Linked DNA regions of Homo sapiens: region 1 is linked to region 2. Evidence: chromatin loops called from intact Hi-C (ENCODE). Cell type or tissue: endothelial cell of umbilical vein. All regions are shown on one strand.

Region 1 (8,000 bases), 80 kb after region 2:
GGTTGCATCATGGAAGCCGTGCCTGCAATCTGAGCCTGGATAGCAAGGCCGCCACAAAGGAACCCAAGTCAGTAGTCCCCTTGCTGGTCCTCTCCTTTCTGGGCCTCTCAGGTGCTGTAGACAGTAAAGTTCATTGTTTCACTCAAAACAGGGGTTCGTTAAACTCTCCTGCCTACTTTTGTATGTAAAACATGAGTCATGAAGCACTGTATTAGTCTGTTCTCACACTGCCATGACGAAATATCTGAGACCGGGTAATTTATAAAGGAAGAAGGTTTGATTGACTCACAGTTCCACATTGCTGGGGAAGCCTCGGGAAACTTACAGTCATGGCGGAGGGCAAAGGAGAAGCTGGAACCTTCCTCACTGGGCGGCAGGACAGAGTGAATGCAAGCAGGGGAAACGCCAGACGCTTATAAAACCATCAGATCTCCTAAGAACTCACTCACTATCACGAGAACAGCATAGGGGAACCGCCCCCAAGATTCAATTACCTCCACCTGCTCCCAACCTTGACAGGTGGAGATTATGGGGATTACAATTCAAGATGAGATTTCGGTAGGGACACAAAGCCTAACCATGTCAACTGCCATAAATAAAATGATTGTTTTGTAAAATGTGGATGTGCTCATATGTGTGTTAGTGACATGTATGTGCACATGTCTGGGTATATGCATATGATCACGTGCGTGATTGTATATGTGTGCACTTGTGTGTATGTGAGCAAGAGTGCACATCTGTACAAAAGAATATTTACCAAAGGGTTCGAAGTGCCTTTTTCTCAGCAAGGTGGGGTCGGATAGTGGTGAAGAGCACAGGTTTTAGAGTCAGATTGCCTGAGTTCGAATTCAAGCTCTTACAAATCTTAGGTGGAGCTGGACTTTCATCTTAGGAAATTTACTCAACCCCTTTGTGCCTCAACTTCCCCACCTGTAAAATATGAATGATAGTAGAAACTACTTCCTTGGGGTATTAGTAAAGTATGAATGTGTTTAGAACAGTGTTTTGTGCTGTTTTCACTATTATTTTTAGAATGTAACGTCGTGGATAATTTTAATGTCTTCTTTACCCCTTTCATTATTGTCTGAACTTTTTTTTACCGTGACTTTATAATCTGAAAACAAGAGCTTTTTAAAAAATTTTAGCAAACTAGGGAAAGATGAAGGAAGAAAGGAAGGGAGAAGGGAAAGAAAAGATTTGTTCTCTTGGGCTAATTTCATTTCCTCTACAGCTGAACTGTATGCCTTCATTGGATCATTTTAATTGCTATTATTTGAAGAAGACTTGAGGAGATATTTTTCCCAGAACATGAACATTTCTTTATAATGCAAATAGTTTTTCCGTAATTTCCCCGAATTATAGGAAATTCGGGGATCGGAAATTTCTTTTTTTTCTCTTAAGATGGAGTCTCACTCTGTCCCCCAGGCTGGAGTGCAGTGGCGTGATCTCGACTCACTGCAACCTCTACCTCCTGGGTTCAAGCAATTCTTCTCCCTCAGCCTCCTGAATAGCTGGGATTATAGGCGCACACCACCACACCCAGCTAATTTTTGTATCTTTAGTAGAGACGGGGTTTTACCATGTTGGCCAGGCTGGTCTTTAACTCCTGACCTCAAGTGATCTGCCCGCCTTGGCCTCCCGAAGTGCTGAGATTACAGGCGTGAGCCACCATGCCCAGCCATGATTGGAAATTTCTTAAAAGCAGGGTGATCACGACTGCACATCAAGACAATGGTAATATTTTTTCTTTTCCTATTTTTTATTTTGATAATTTTTAAATACATAGAAATTGAAAGAATAGTACAATGAATACCTCTATAGCCACCACTTAATTTCAATAATGGTTAACATTTTGCTGTATTTGTACTCTGTCTCTTAACACACATATACATATACATGAAGTAAAGAGGCCTTAGCCATGCAGCCTACTGTCAGATGGTCCAAAAATTAACGATTTTATGTCTACATGCACATATATCTGTAAACACATACAGATATATATACACAAACATTGCACATGAGGGAGCATGATAAGATTTTTAAAAATAGTGAATTTAAACAAAGAGTATTTGGGTATTCTCCAAACTATACTTGCAATTTTTTTGCAAGCTTGAAATTACTTCAAAGTAAATAATTCCAAAATAAGTCTATAGAGACAGGAAGGTAGTAGGAGTAGAAATGAAACAAGATGGCTCATCAGATCATTATTGAATCTGAGTGATGGGTGCATGGGGTTGTAGTGAGTGCTAAAAGCTCTTAAACTTTCACATTGTGGTTGTGTCATTGATATACACATACAGATAATACTTTTTTTTCCTGAACCAACTAAGTTGCGGCAGATATCATCCAACTTTGCCCATAAACCCTTCAGCATGACTAGCTAAAGAATAAGCACATTCCCCTAGATGGCTACAATAGTATTAGAGAATGTAAGTTACCTTCTCACATCAGTAAACATTGCCATGCAACTATTTATTCATTCCACAAGTATTTATTGAAGACTTACTCAACTAGACAGTGAGCTAGACTGATGAGCAAAACAAATATGGTTTCTGCCTTTATGGAATGAGAGAGACCAACATTTAGAAACAGAAAAACAGATCACTATATAGTGACAAATGTGGATTCTGCCATAGAGTGCCATTGTGTATCTACCTCAAACTTACTTTTGATCAGTACCACTACTAATAGTGATGGCTAGCACTGATTGACATAGCAATTAGGAGATTTCCAGTTGCAAGCAACAGAAACCTAACTGAAACCAGCTTAAGAGAAAAAGTTATTTATTGGCTCAGTCTAAGCCCAAACCGAAGCAGGAGCTTAAATGATGGTTCCCATCACATCTCCAGACCCCACCTTCCTCCTCAGTATTGATTTAAATTCTCAGGAAGCCTCCCTTCGTGTGGCCAAAGAGATGGAGACTGGCAGTCCAAGTATAAAAGGACATTATAACTCCAAATCCCAGGTAAAAAGATGCTCTGTCTCCTAAGGTCCCTGTACCAATGCTTAGGGAAGACCTGACTTGCCCAGACTGGGTCATGTGCCCTTTCTGAGCCAATCCCTGAGGCCAAGAGGTGTTGGATGGTCAAAAGTCATTGGGCCATCCCATGGCAGTGTCTGAAATCCTGTCCCTCCAAAGGTCCTGAAAATCTGAAGAGGACCTGAGGTGCTGGAGGCCTTCATAATACATCGCATACTCCCAGCCAAATGGAAGAAGGAGGCAAGGACTTCCACATTCCCACTTGGTCTATGTCTTAACAGGCCGATTCCACCAGAGGTCAGGGCAGAGCACGACATGGAACGGCCCTGGGGCTGGCTCTTCAACTCCAAATCAGCAGCTCTCACCAGCGGTCCCTGAAAACACCAGGAGCTGCAAGCCGCCAGAAAGAAAACCTGGGTGCAGCACGGAACTGCTGTCTGCTTCAGAACTGGCTCTCAAAAGGCACAGGTCTAAACAGGCAGGATGAGGAAAGTGATTTTGAAAACACTGTATTTTGTAGCTGCAAATCGTACAAAGTGGGCCCCCGAATCGTACAAAGTTATATACAAAATGTACCAACACAGAAGCCACCAGAAAAACAGGATTCTCATCTCTGCTTCCACCTGTCTCTCTACATGGACCTTCTACCACCCTTCTGCCTGCTCATTCAGACTCAACCGCACTGATTGCCTTTCTGCTCCTGGAACATGTCCAGCTTATTCCCACCTCGGAGCCTTTGCACTTGCAGTATCCCCTGCGTGGAAAGTCCTCTTTCTACACCTCTACCTATCGGGCTCCTTTCTCCCAATGTTAGCGCCCCACCTAAAGTAATGCCCCACCCAGTAGGACTAACACATCACCCTGTTTATTTCCTTCATATCATTTATCACCCTCTTAGATTTCCCACAACCCACAACAAAGCACAACAAACTCAGAGACTTGGTTTTGTGGTTTCCCCAGCCCCTAGAACTGTGCCTCCTCAGAGAGTTTAATAAGGGCTCAGTAAACATTTGTTGAATGAACAAACAAATGAATAACCCCCAATTTTCCACATCTAAAATGCGATGGTTAGATTATATGATGTTAATAATGGCTAATATGTACTGAATGTGTATTGCGGGTTGGGCACATTGTTGAGGGCTGTGGGTAGCACTGTAGATTATTTACTTTATATTATTTCAGCCATAACAAGACCTCAAATATTCTCAGGACCTCAAACATTTAAAGTGATGTTTCTGATGCCAAAATTCCTCTCTTAGCAATTTATTTCTTTGGCTTAATTTGGAATCTTTCAAAATACCTTTTATTGCAAGAACAGGAATCATAAAGTCATCTCTCATCCCAAGTGAGTTAGAAGTTTATAACAATAGATGACACATTTCTCTTTGTTAAAGTATTCCAGCCAATAATTAAAGAAGGGATGATAGATTTATTAATTTGCCTTTTTTTTTTTTTTTTTTTTTTTTTTTTTGGAGATGGAGTCTTGCTCTGTCGCCCAGGCTAGAGTGCAGTGGCACGATCTCGGTTCACTGCAAGCTCTGCCTCTTGGGGTCAAGCAATTCTCCTGCCTCAACCTCCCAAGTAGCTGGGACTACAGGCGCATGCCTCCATGCCCAGCTAATTTTTGTATTCTTAGTAGAGATAGGGTTTCACCGTGTTGCCCAGGCTGGTCTCAAACTCCTGACCTCAGGCAATCTGCCCGCCTCGGCCTCCCAAAGTGCTAGGATTACAGGCATGAGCCACAGCACCTGGCCTTATTTTGCTATTTGTATTAGTCAGGGTTCTCCAGAGAAACAAAGCAAATAGGATATATGTAGATCTATAGAAAGAGATTTATTATGAGGGATTAGCTCACATGATTATGAAGGCTGAGAAGTTCTATAAATTGCCATCTGCAAACTGGAGGCCCAGGGAAGCAAGCAGTATAGTTCTAGTTCAAGCCTGAAGGCCTGGGAGCCAGAAAGCCAATGGTATAAGCTCCAGTCTGAGTGCCAAGGTCCAAAAACAGGAAGTAGGAGATCTGATGGTGAAAATCCCTGCCTGAGTTTAAAGGCTTAAGAACAAGGAGCTCCAATGTCGCAGAGCAAGAGCACTGGATGTCCCAAATCAAGCAGATAGATTGAATTCACAATTCCCCTGCCTTTTTGTTCTATTCAGGCCCTCACCGGATAGGATATTGCCCACCCACATGAGGGAGGGGGATCTTCTTTACTCAGTGCTATGGTCTGAATGTGACAACCCCTCCAAAATCCAGGGGTTGTCAAGGTAATAGTATTAAAAGACGGGCCTCTAACAGGTGATTACACCACGAGGGCTGCTCTCATGTGAAAGAAATAAAGGCCCTTATGAAAAAAGGCTTTTTATGGCATTTGTCTAGGTCTTTAGCTTGCTCGTTAGCTTTTTTGCCATGCAAGGACACAGCATTCCACCTGTCTAGAGGACGCAGCCTCACCAAACATCCTCAACTGCCAGAGCCTTGGTCTTCAACTTTCCATCCTCCAGAACTATGAGAAATAAATGTCTGTTCTTTATAAATTACCCAGTCTCAGGTATTTTGGCCAGGTGCGACAGCCTCTGCCTGGGATTACATCCCAGCACTTTGGGAGGCCAAGGTGGGAGGATTGCTTGAGCCCTGGAGTTCGAGACCAGCCTGGGCAATGTAATGAGACCCCCCCCTGCCGCCATCTCTATTAAAAAAAAAAAAAAAATAGGCCAGGTGCGGTGGCTCACACCTGTAATCCCAGCACTTTGGGAGGCCAAGGCAGGCAATCCCTTGAGGTCAGGAGTTCAAGACCAGCCTGGCCAACATGGTGAAACCCCATCTCTACTAAAAATACAAAAATTAGTCCAGCATGGTGGCACGCAACTGTAATCCCAGCTACTTGGGAGGCTGAGGCAGGAGAATCACTTGAACCAGGGAGGTGAGGCGTAGGTTGTGGTGAGCTCAGATCGCACCATTGCACTCCAGCTTGAGCAACAAGAGCAAAACTCTCTCTCAAAAACAAATAAATAAATAAATAAATACAAAAATAAAAATAAAAAATTACCCAGTCTCAGGTATTTTGTTGTAGCAGCACAAACAGACTAAAACACTCAATCTACTAGTTCAAATGCTAATCTCTTCCAGAAATGCTCACACAGATACATGCAGAAATAATATGTACCAGCTATTGGGGCATCCCTTAGCCCAGTCAAGGTGGCACCTAAAATTAACCATCATGTTACCGATCATGATTTAATAGATCTAGGAAATTAGAATGAAAGTCTGCTAACATCACAAGAAGAGAGCTCATCAGACATCATGTGGCTCCTAATAAAAGAGCAGAACACCACCTGTGAAGAAGTCTTACCAAAATAAATTCACATCTAAATCTGATCAAACCTCAAGATTCAACCATCAATGTACAGAAAATACAGAGAAACTGGTTAATCTATACCACGAATACAATCAGCAAACTGCAAAGAGGAGGATGCTGACAATCTGGATTTCTCAAAGATAGATTATAAAGGAGATTAGAGTGAAAACTGATAGATTTTTAAAGCCTTTTAAAGGACATAATCAATCACAATATATGGACCTTATTTGGTTCCTGTTCGAATAGACAATCTGAAAAACAAAAAATTTCAAAATGACCAGGCGCAGTGGCTCACACCTGTAATCCCAGCACTTTGGGAGGCCGAGGCAGGTGGATCACCTGAGGCCAGGAGTTCGAGACCAGCCTGGCCAACATGGTGAAACCCCATCTCTACTAAAAAATACACACCTGTAGTCCCAGCTACTCAGGAGACTGAGGTGGAAGGATTGCTTGAACCCGAGAGGCGGAGGTTGCAGTGAGCCGAGATCACACCACTGCACTCCAGCCTGGGTGACAGAATGAGACCCTATCTCAAAAATAAATAAATAAATAAACAAAAACAAAATTTTTAATAAAACAAAATTTTTTTAATTCAAAATATGTGGGACAATTAAAATTTTTAACACTGAAAAGATGTTAATATTGAGGAATTATTGTTTTTAGAATGATATTTTAGTTATTTTTGTTTACACAGGGTCCTTTTATTATAGATACAAACTAAAATATGAATAAAATTTAAAAACTAATAAAAAGATAAATTAAAAATCGCCACATATTTGGACATTTAAAAACATAATAAGCCAAAAGCTTTTCGAGCTAGAAATGAAAAAGCCACTGAAGCATCGTATCGGTTTTAATTTCTAATAAGGCAAATAGCAATATCTATAACCTACATAAAGGAAAAGCTGTTGCTATTTAGGGTTCTCAAAATTTTTTTAACAGTAAGGCTTTCTTGAGACCAAAAAATGAGGAAACCACTGTGGATTATCATCAGCCATGATAGGTCCCTTTCTTGCTATGACGTCCTAGGAAGCCACTGTTCTAGAATTCCAGGCACGTATATAAGTCCCTGGTTGGGCTTAGGTTTCCGGGCTTTCTAGCTCAGGAGGCTGGTTTTCAATGACCTAAGGGATTTTGCCCAAAATTTACTTGTTTTCTTTTTGGCATTGTAGGCTTTCTGTCTTTTTCATTTGTTATTAACTTTCGCTCTCTCTCTTTTTTTATTCTTTTTCTCATTTTCCCATTTGTATTCTTTCTCTTTTTTTAGTTTTCTCATTTTTCCCTTTTTCTTGGTCTTCTTTACTTTTATTTTTCTCATTGTTTTCTTTTTCCTTATCCTTTTTTCTTTTTCTCACTTTTTTCTTTCTTTTTTTCTTTCTTTTTTTTTTTTTTTTTTATAAATAGAGATGGGGTCTCACTATGTTGCCCAGGCTGGTCTCAAACTCCTGAGCTCAAGTAATCTTCCCACCCCGGCCTCCCAAAGTGCTGGGATTACAGGTGTCAGCCACCGCACCCAGACTGTTTTTTTTTTTTATCTTTCTCTTGTTCTTTTTTATTCATTTCCTTTCTCTCATTATTATTTTTTTGGGTTTTTTTTGAGACAGAGTCTCACTCTGTTGCCCAGGCTGGAGTGCAGTGGCACAATCTCAGCTCACCGCAACTTC
Region 2 (8,000 bases):
AGGAATCACTAGAAGCACAAAATATTCCAGACATTTTGAGAAATGTATCTCCAAAACATGAAGCCAGGTCAACATTTAGCCTGGGTTGCCTGTGGTTATGTAACATGGCAAAATTCTGGTGAAAACACGTGATATAAAAGTGGTAAAAATTAAACTGTCAAGGAAATGCAAAAAAATGATGACTTTATCGAATAGACTATACCATTCCACTTCATGACATTGCATCCCAGGAGATTGATTCCTTGGCAAATGCAAGTTCTTTGGCACTGACAAGATGGTGCTGAGGTAAAATGTAATCGCTGTCTGCCAAGGGAAGTACAAGCGGAATAAACAGAAACCCTAACACTAGGATGAAGAATAAACATGCCTGTGAATGTGTGGATGCCAGTCTTCATTGGTATCCAGCTAAAGGGGCCAACCATATCTCAAAGTGTCACTTTGTATAAATGTCTTGATTATAGTATAGAACTATATAGATTCCATAATACAAGGTGTCACTACGTAAAAAAGTCTTCATAACAGTAATAGTGGTATGTATATCCCACAATAAAATGTTTCCATTTCCAACCTCAAAAAAAGGAAAAAGAAAGAAAATATGGTATATACAGAGAGTGGAATACAATTTAGCCATAAAAAAGAATAAAATCCTGTTATTTGTGGCAACATGTATGAGCCTAGCGGACAATATGTTAAGTGAAGTGTCAGGCACGAGAAGACAAATACCACATGTTCTCCCTCCTACATGGAAACTTTTTAAAAATATGCTTATAGAAGCAGAGAGTAGAACTGTGGTTTTTAGAGGCTGGGAAGGAGGGGGAGAGGGGAGGATAGGGAGATGCTAGTTAATAGACACAAAACTGCATAGAAGGAAAGAGTTTCCATATTCTGCTACAATATAGGGTGAATGCGGTTAGCTATAATTTAGTGTATATTTTAAGAAAACTGGAAGAGAGGATTCTGAATGTTCACAACACAAATGATAAATGTTTGAGATGATGACTATGCTAATTACCCTGATTTGATCATTATACATTGTATACATGTGTGAAAATATCACTCTCTATCCCATAGATATGTACAATAATTATGTGTCGAATAAAAAGAAAAAGAAAAAAAAAGTCCATATATTACACAGGTTTAAGAAGTTCTGGTTTTAAGCATTGTCTTTTCAGGAAAGTGGGGTAAAATGTGAATGTTCCCATCAGTTCCCATCATAGGCGGTGCCTGTGGCACCACTCTAAACTTGAGCTGTGTGTTCCAACTGCCAGTGTGAACACCAGCATCCCATGAGCCCCAAATGCAAACTGGCTTCAGACTTCTGCTCTTCTCTTTCTAAACCCCATCCATTTTTCCAGGCCTGACTTCTCCCTGACCTCATTCAACATATCTTCTGTGCCATATACTTTACCACTTTCCCTAAACTGTTTGAATTACTCACCATTGATCAACCTGTATTCCTCTTGTCTACCCAAGAATATTGTAAGATCCTGTGGGTACACCCTAGAAGAGCACGTGCCGTTAATAATAATTTCTCTTATTTTCAACAACTACAAAGCACTTTCATGCCTAGTCTCTCATTTTACTCAAACGTCAATCCTATTGGGCAAATTGGACAGGAATTACTAGAAACTTCTATCAAGATAAGGAAACTGAGGTCCAGAGAAGTTTGGTAATTGAATTTGAACCCATTAAGTGAACTCACAAACATGCTAATAAACTCTGTAATCTTCTGACCTCCATACTGATCTGAGGGTCTGTTTGATATTACATGATTTTCCTTAAAACTGTTCTTCAAAGAAATAGTGGACATCCAGTCCAGCAACCTCACTGCCGAGCCTTCATAATACTCATCCAGGTTGTAATTGTATAGTTATTTTCTGATTATAAGCCTGATCCAAAGTGAGTGCTTAATAAATATTTGCTAATGAATGAATTCTACCTCCTGCGCTGACTCTAAGTTTTAGTAGAGTGATGGCAAACCTGCTTTGCTCATTATCAAATCCCCAGCTCCTAACTAGCGCCTCACACAGAGTAGGCCTTTATGAAATATTTATTGATAAACAAATGAACCAATCAATTAGTCAATGCCTAAATGCCCTCCTTTGAAAAGCATCCATGAGGCCCACAATCAGATTTCTTTTAAAAATCTACTTTCTGTTAACCCCCCAAACCAGGGCAGTGAACCCAAAACAGAATAAAATTACTTCTAAAATGAACTGTTACCCAGTTGCAAATTGGCTCTGGCTGCTGCTGCTGCTTCTCCCCCATTGACACTCTTTTCAGGCAGCGATTTCAGGTGATGGCATTATCATCAGCGGAATTCAATAAAGCGGCTGGCTTCCCCGCCCCCCACCCCCCCATCCATGTTTATTTTCTATAATCCGTCTTACAGCGGGAGACCATTACCCAGTCAAACAACGTTCAATTTCATCGGCATTACCGCTTCAAGGAAACAGGCAGAGGGTTCGCACAAACGTGTGTGTAGTAAATTTAGTCTTTTAATAGGTTCATTCTTTATTAGGTATTTATTTCGGGAGGCAAAGTCCTAATTAGATTAAGTGGAGAAGCTAAAAAGCTATGGAAACCCACAGAGATATTCCAGAATTAGATGGATTTGGTTTAGCTTTCCAGTTTCCCCTTTATTTTCTTCAGTTGGCTGGAGAAATCCACACAGCAATCTCCAGCCCCTCAGATAAGAGTTTGTGAAATGAAACCCTGCCAACGTTTTGTGTGAGGAAGTCGCATTTGTCTTTCTCCTGCGCAAAGTTATGTGGGACTAGAATCGAGGAAAAAGCAGCTCCCAGAGCCAATGGTGAACCCAATTTACTGTGGCAGATGAATATAACAAAGGTGGTGGTCTAGATGTTTGGCCTCAAGGCACAATTCAATTTTCAGCTGTTTCAAAGCTATTATGTCAAAGGCTGTTTGCATAAACATAAAGTTGCCGGGGTGATCTTGGGCAGGCGGGAGTGGAGACGTCTGCCCTCTACTGCTCAAAATGGAGATAGCGGCTGGACGTCCCCTCAACCCAGAATTAGAGCTACAAAAACTTCAGCTGTCTCCCAAATAACAGGCCATCTCCAGAACCTTCTGAAACTTTTTCTCTCAAGCTTTAAAACCAGAGTGATTATTCAGTTTTGTGTCGAGGGGGGAAATGCAGTAGACTGAGGATGTGATGAGTTGATGGATGATGTGGGAACCTATGAAAAAGCTATTTCCCTTCTTAGAATTTGAAAGAAAATTCCTTTCACCCGCCCATCCACCCACACGTATATATTTATATCATCACATTGATATTTAATATGTTTTTTAACATAGAAAGCAGAAACAGACAATGACTCACAGGAAACAAATCAATACATTTCAGAATGGGCTAAAAATGTCACCATAAAAAAATGCTTAATGTTTATGAGGGCAAGTGTAGGGGCATATCTTCTCAGTTTCATGTTGGAATTTAGTAATTTCCTCATGTTTTGCCTCTCTTTGTTCTTCTCTTTAATGAAAACTGTGCCAAGCTATATGGTAAGCACCTTACGCTCTCAGAGAGACACCAATAACGTGTAAATGTTCCTTCTAAATACAGATCTTTTTTGGTGAAATACAGCATGGGCCACTGCTGGGGGGGACTTTTCAGATGGGGTCCCCCAGACAAAGAGGAAGGTCAAATGCAAATAGGGGGAAGATGTGGTCTGAGAGACACTGATGTAAAATCCAGTCAGTCCAGAACCAAACCTGGAGCAGAAAAACACCCATCAGATGATATTGATTCCAAATGGCACAGAATTAATCCCCAATTTGATTTTGTAAACTAATGTTCCTATATCCAGAGTTATCCTTAAAATGTTTTATATTGTAAAATGTCCAATCTTTGTTCATTACGGAACACAAAATATTCCCTCGGGACACCCAGGTACCAAATAAGGCCCTGGCATGAAGACTGGATGATATAAATACATACATGGTGTTCACAGTCCAGTGAAGTTTATAGTTCAGTGAAAGAGACTGTCATTCATCAGATAAAACAATCCAGTCATTAATTACAAAATGAAGGTGATTAAAAAATGGTGCTCATAGGCCGGGCACGGTGACTAACGCCTGTAATCCTAGCACTTTGGGAGGCCAAGGCGGGTGGATCACCTGAGGTCAGGAGTTTGAGACCAGCCCGGCCAACATGGTGAAACCCTGTCTCTACTAAAAACACAAAAACTAGCCGGGCATGGTGGCAGGCACCTGGAATCCCAGCTACTCAGAAGGCTGAGGCAGGAGAATCCCTTGAACCGAGGAGGCAAAGGTTGCAGTGAGCTGAGATCGCACCATTGCACTCCAGCCTAGGTGACAAGAGTGAGACTCCGTCTCAAAAAAAAAAAGAAAAAAAAAAAAGATGCTCATAGAGCATGTTTAATAGGATACCTGCACTAAGACAATCCCTATTATGGCAAAATAATTGTCTATAATAATTTTTTAAAATCTAATTATTGGTGTGTTTCCTCATTCTCTAGGCACTGTCTGAGGTCTTCATATGGTTTTCTCATTGAATCCTCACCGCACCCCATGAGGTAAGCATATTATTCCATTTCACTGATGAATAAACTGAGATTTAAAGAAGTAACATAACTCGTCCAAGAGCATACAGCTAGTAGGTGGCTCATAACTGTCTAAGTCCAAACTCAACACGCTTCAGTGCTTCCTGCTTTCTTAGTTATCTAACTATTCTAGAAAATTCAGTCAATGAGTTTGAGAATCAACACATTCACATTAAGCAGAGCTACTGTATTTTCTTAAAGTTTCACAAACCAAAAAGAGTTAACTATTTTTAAGAAATGGAGGAATGGGTGCTGACAGCTGGGGTAGTTAGTAGACAAGTGTGGTTTCTAAGGCCAGACTGCTTGGGTTCAAATCTCAGAACTATCAGTTACTATCTGGGTGACATTGGGGCAAGCTTCTTCATCTTCCCATACTTAGGTCTCCTCACTTGTGAAATAGGAATGATAATAATAATAATAGGATCTACCTTGTGGGCTTTTGTATTTGACACACTTAGAACAGTATTTGGAAGACAGTACGTACCCTTCAGGTGCTTCTGCATTTTGGATTTATGATGAAAGCACAGATGATGGTCTACCTCAAGGGAGCCGAGAAGATTAAATGAGGTAACATTTGTAAAGTGCTTAGAACAGTGCCCAGAACTGTGTAAGGGATATGTAACTGTTGAATGAAATCCTTCCCTGGCTGCCCATGACTGGGAAGAGGACTAGGTAGCCACAATCACCCTGGAGTCAGGAATCACCACTTTGAGATGAACCAGACACAGGTCCCCATCTAGATGGTCGAGGCCAAAGGCTTTGATCTAACTGAAGAATGGTCTTATGTTGCACAGTAATTTGCATTTGTTAGCTAAGCCTCCAGTGTTGGGATTCTGCAGAACTGCTCTGTGTGGAAAAAAATAACTAAATCACAAAAGGCAAGGGGTTCTTTGGTTTCTTCCCCCATTCCCACATTCCCAGTGGTCTGCCTTACCCCCCACCACACCCACACACAGAAACAGGAACTCAGGCTGTGAGTGAACTCGTGTCTTCCCAGTTGGTACATTAAAGGATAGGAAGGCAGGACAGAATAGTAATTAGGGACATGAAATTCAGAGGCAGGAAAAATTGGGGTCAAAATTCAGTTCCACTTCTTAAACAGAGATGAAAACAGTATTTTTCTCACAGGTTTGATGGAAGAATGAAATATGATAGTATAAAAAAGTGCTTATCACTTAAAATAAAATAAAAATAATAACAGCCAGTATTTATTGAGTGCCAACAGTGTCAAGAGCCTTCTATACCACATTTATGCCTCCCAACGACCTAGCACATATATGGCTGTTAGTCCCATTTTACAGATGATGTTTGGGATAATTGAGTCATTTGCTGCTACAGCCAGGATTTAAAGTCAAGTCTGACTGGGGCTGGGACATACTATTCTGTAAATGATAGCTGTTATTTCCCTTTGTGTCATCAATTCCTCAATTATTCAAACCATTAAATTTTTTTAATTTTTAAATTTGTGGGTACACAGTAAATGTATGTATTTATAGGGCACATGAGATGTTTTGATACAGGCATGCAATGCATAATAATCATATCATGGAAAATGGGGTATCTATCCCCTCGAGCATTTATCCTTTTTGTGCTACAATCCAATTACACTTTTAGTTATCTCAAAATGTACAATTAAATTATTGTTGACTATAGTCTCCCTGTCTAGCAAATGCTGTCTTATTCTAACTACTTTTTGTACTCATTAGCCATCCCTACCTCCCCTTCAACCCCTTCACACCCCTTCCCCTGGTAACCAACCTTCTGTTCTCTACGTCCATGAGTTCAATTGTTTTAATTTTTAGATCCCACAAGTAAGTGAGAACATGTGATGTTTGTCTTTCTGTGCTTTGCTTATTTCACTTAACATAATGATTTCCAGTTCCATCTGTGTTGTTGCAAATGACAGTATCTCAATCATTTTTGTGGTTGAATAGTACCCCATTGTGTATATGTACCACATTTTCTTTGTCCACTTATCCGTTGGACACTTAGGTTGCTTCCAAATCTTAGCTATTGTGAACAGTGGTGCCACAAACATGGAAATGCAGGTATCTCTTCAATATACTGATTTCCATTAAATATTTCATAGGTGCCTTATTTGTGGAGCCCGGGCCTGTGAGGAAAACCAGGCAGGATAACACATGGTTCTTACCTTCATGGAGCTTTTAGTTTTATTGTTTAGACAAGACACAACACCTGATGATTTACTGCTCCCATCTCCATATCATCCCAGATATAACCAGAGTCTTCTACATAAGATATTCAACTTTCTCCCTCACAGTAGACTCCCAAACACCACATGTGTGCTATATGGAGTTAATATCATTCACCATCAGTATATTAGTTAGGAGTTCTGAAGCTAATTCAATGTATTTGGGGTATGATGGTGAAACCATATATTTACCACTCTATGTGCTTAGCATAGAGATCTATTATTTTCCCCCTAATATCTATACATCCTTCTCCAAGTGATAGTATCCCAACTTTGCTCTGGAGCCTCCCATTCTCAGTCCATGAGCTTTGGGGAAAGTTGCTTCCACTCCAGGCTCCAACAGGAAGGGGTTGCTGAGCACTAATGTAACCTTGGCCAATCAAAAAGCTGCATTCTTCAAGCTAAACAATTGGTTCAAGGCTGGGCTTGTAATCTAATCAGCACCAAAGAGGCTTTTTCTGAGAGTGATGAGAGAAAAGCATCATGTTTTCCCCTGGGTCTGCTAGCAGTAAGGAGAATTTGAGTCTAGAGCTTCCAGGGCCATCACCAGGAACCTGGGAATGAAGCCAGCGTGCAAGAGACACAGCTGAGAAATGAAGAGAAAGCAGGTCCTCATGACATCAGCTGAGCCCTTGGACCATGTCACTCCTGAAACATACCACTGGAGAGAGACAGTTTGCACTTTTCTATAGAAACTTCTTCTCTACTTAAGCCAGTCTGAATTAGGTATGTATCACTTTCAACCAAATTAACCTGTACTTAGAGTGTTCAATAGATATAATGCATATTATTAATAGTAGAAGTGGAAACTGGCTGTATATATAGTCTTCTACACTTGTCATCTGTATCACTGGCACATCCCTGTGAAGTTTCTCTCTAGAGTTGGGAGTGGTTTCTAAAAAATCAAATGAGGAAAATCTGCATCAAAAACTGAGTGTGAACAAACAAATTCCACTAAGCCTTGACTCCAGCAATGCAAAACATAATGTTGGCTTCAGCATCCAACAGGTATAAATTCTATGCTCATAAGACAAAATCATGTAAGAACAAGACTTCTGTGTGCAATTTATGTTGAACCAAAGTAACTTAATTTCTTAATCCCCAAGCAACCAATTTGAGAAAAGCAAAGCATAAAACCTAAAGAAGCTTTCTTTTCAGGAATGCAGACAGTGTGAGTGAAAGCAGTGTGTTTTTAAACAGGATGG

What was found. Hi-C counts contacts between places; a loop is a spot of excess contacts. Peaks named below come from ENCODE experiments on the same cell type or tissue, not always from the same donor. Only the 100,000 strongest peaks of a DNase experiment are listed, where the experiment ranks them.
Region 1: a loop joins it to region 2, with 6 times the contacts of the local background. A loop is called at or near these places in 2 of 110 quality-filtered maps.

Annotation. Positions count from the first base shown.
Region 1 is chr5:157,990,374-157,998,373 of GRCh38, reverse strand. No RefSeq gene overlaps it. Among named protein-coding and RNA genes, the nearest start is that of CLINT1, 140 kb to the right of the region's middle. In endothelial cell of umbilical vein, a CTCF peak has its summit at 3,261 (motif pointing right); a DNase peak (open chromatin) is centred at 3,273.
Region 2 is chr5:158,070,426-158,078,425 of GRCh38, reverse strand. It overlaps the pseudogene LOC100128898. Among named protein-coding and RNA genes, the nearest start is that of CLINT1, 220 kb to the right of the region's middle. In endothelial cell of umbilical vein, a CTCF peak has its summit at 3,011 (motif pointing left); a DNase peak (open chromatin) is centred at 3,125; H3K27ac peaks cover 1,895 bases.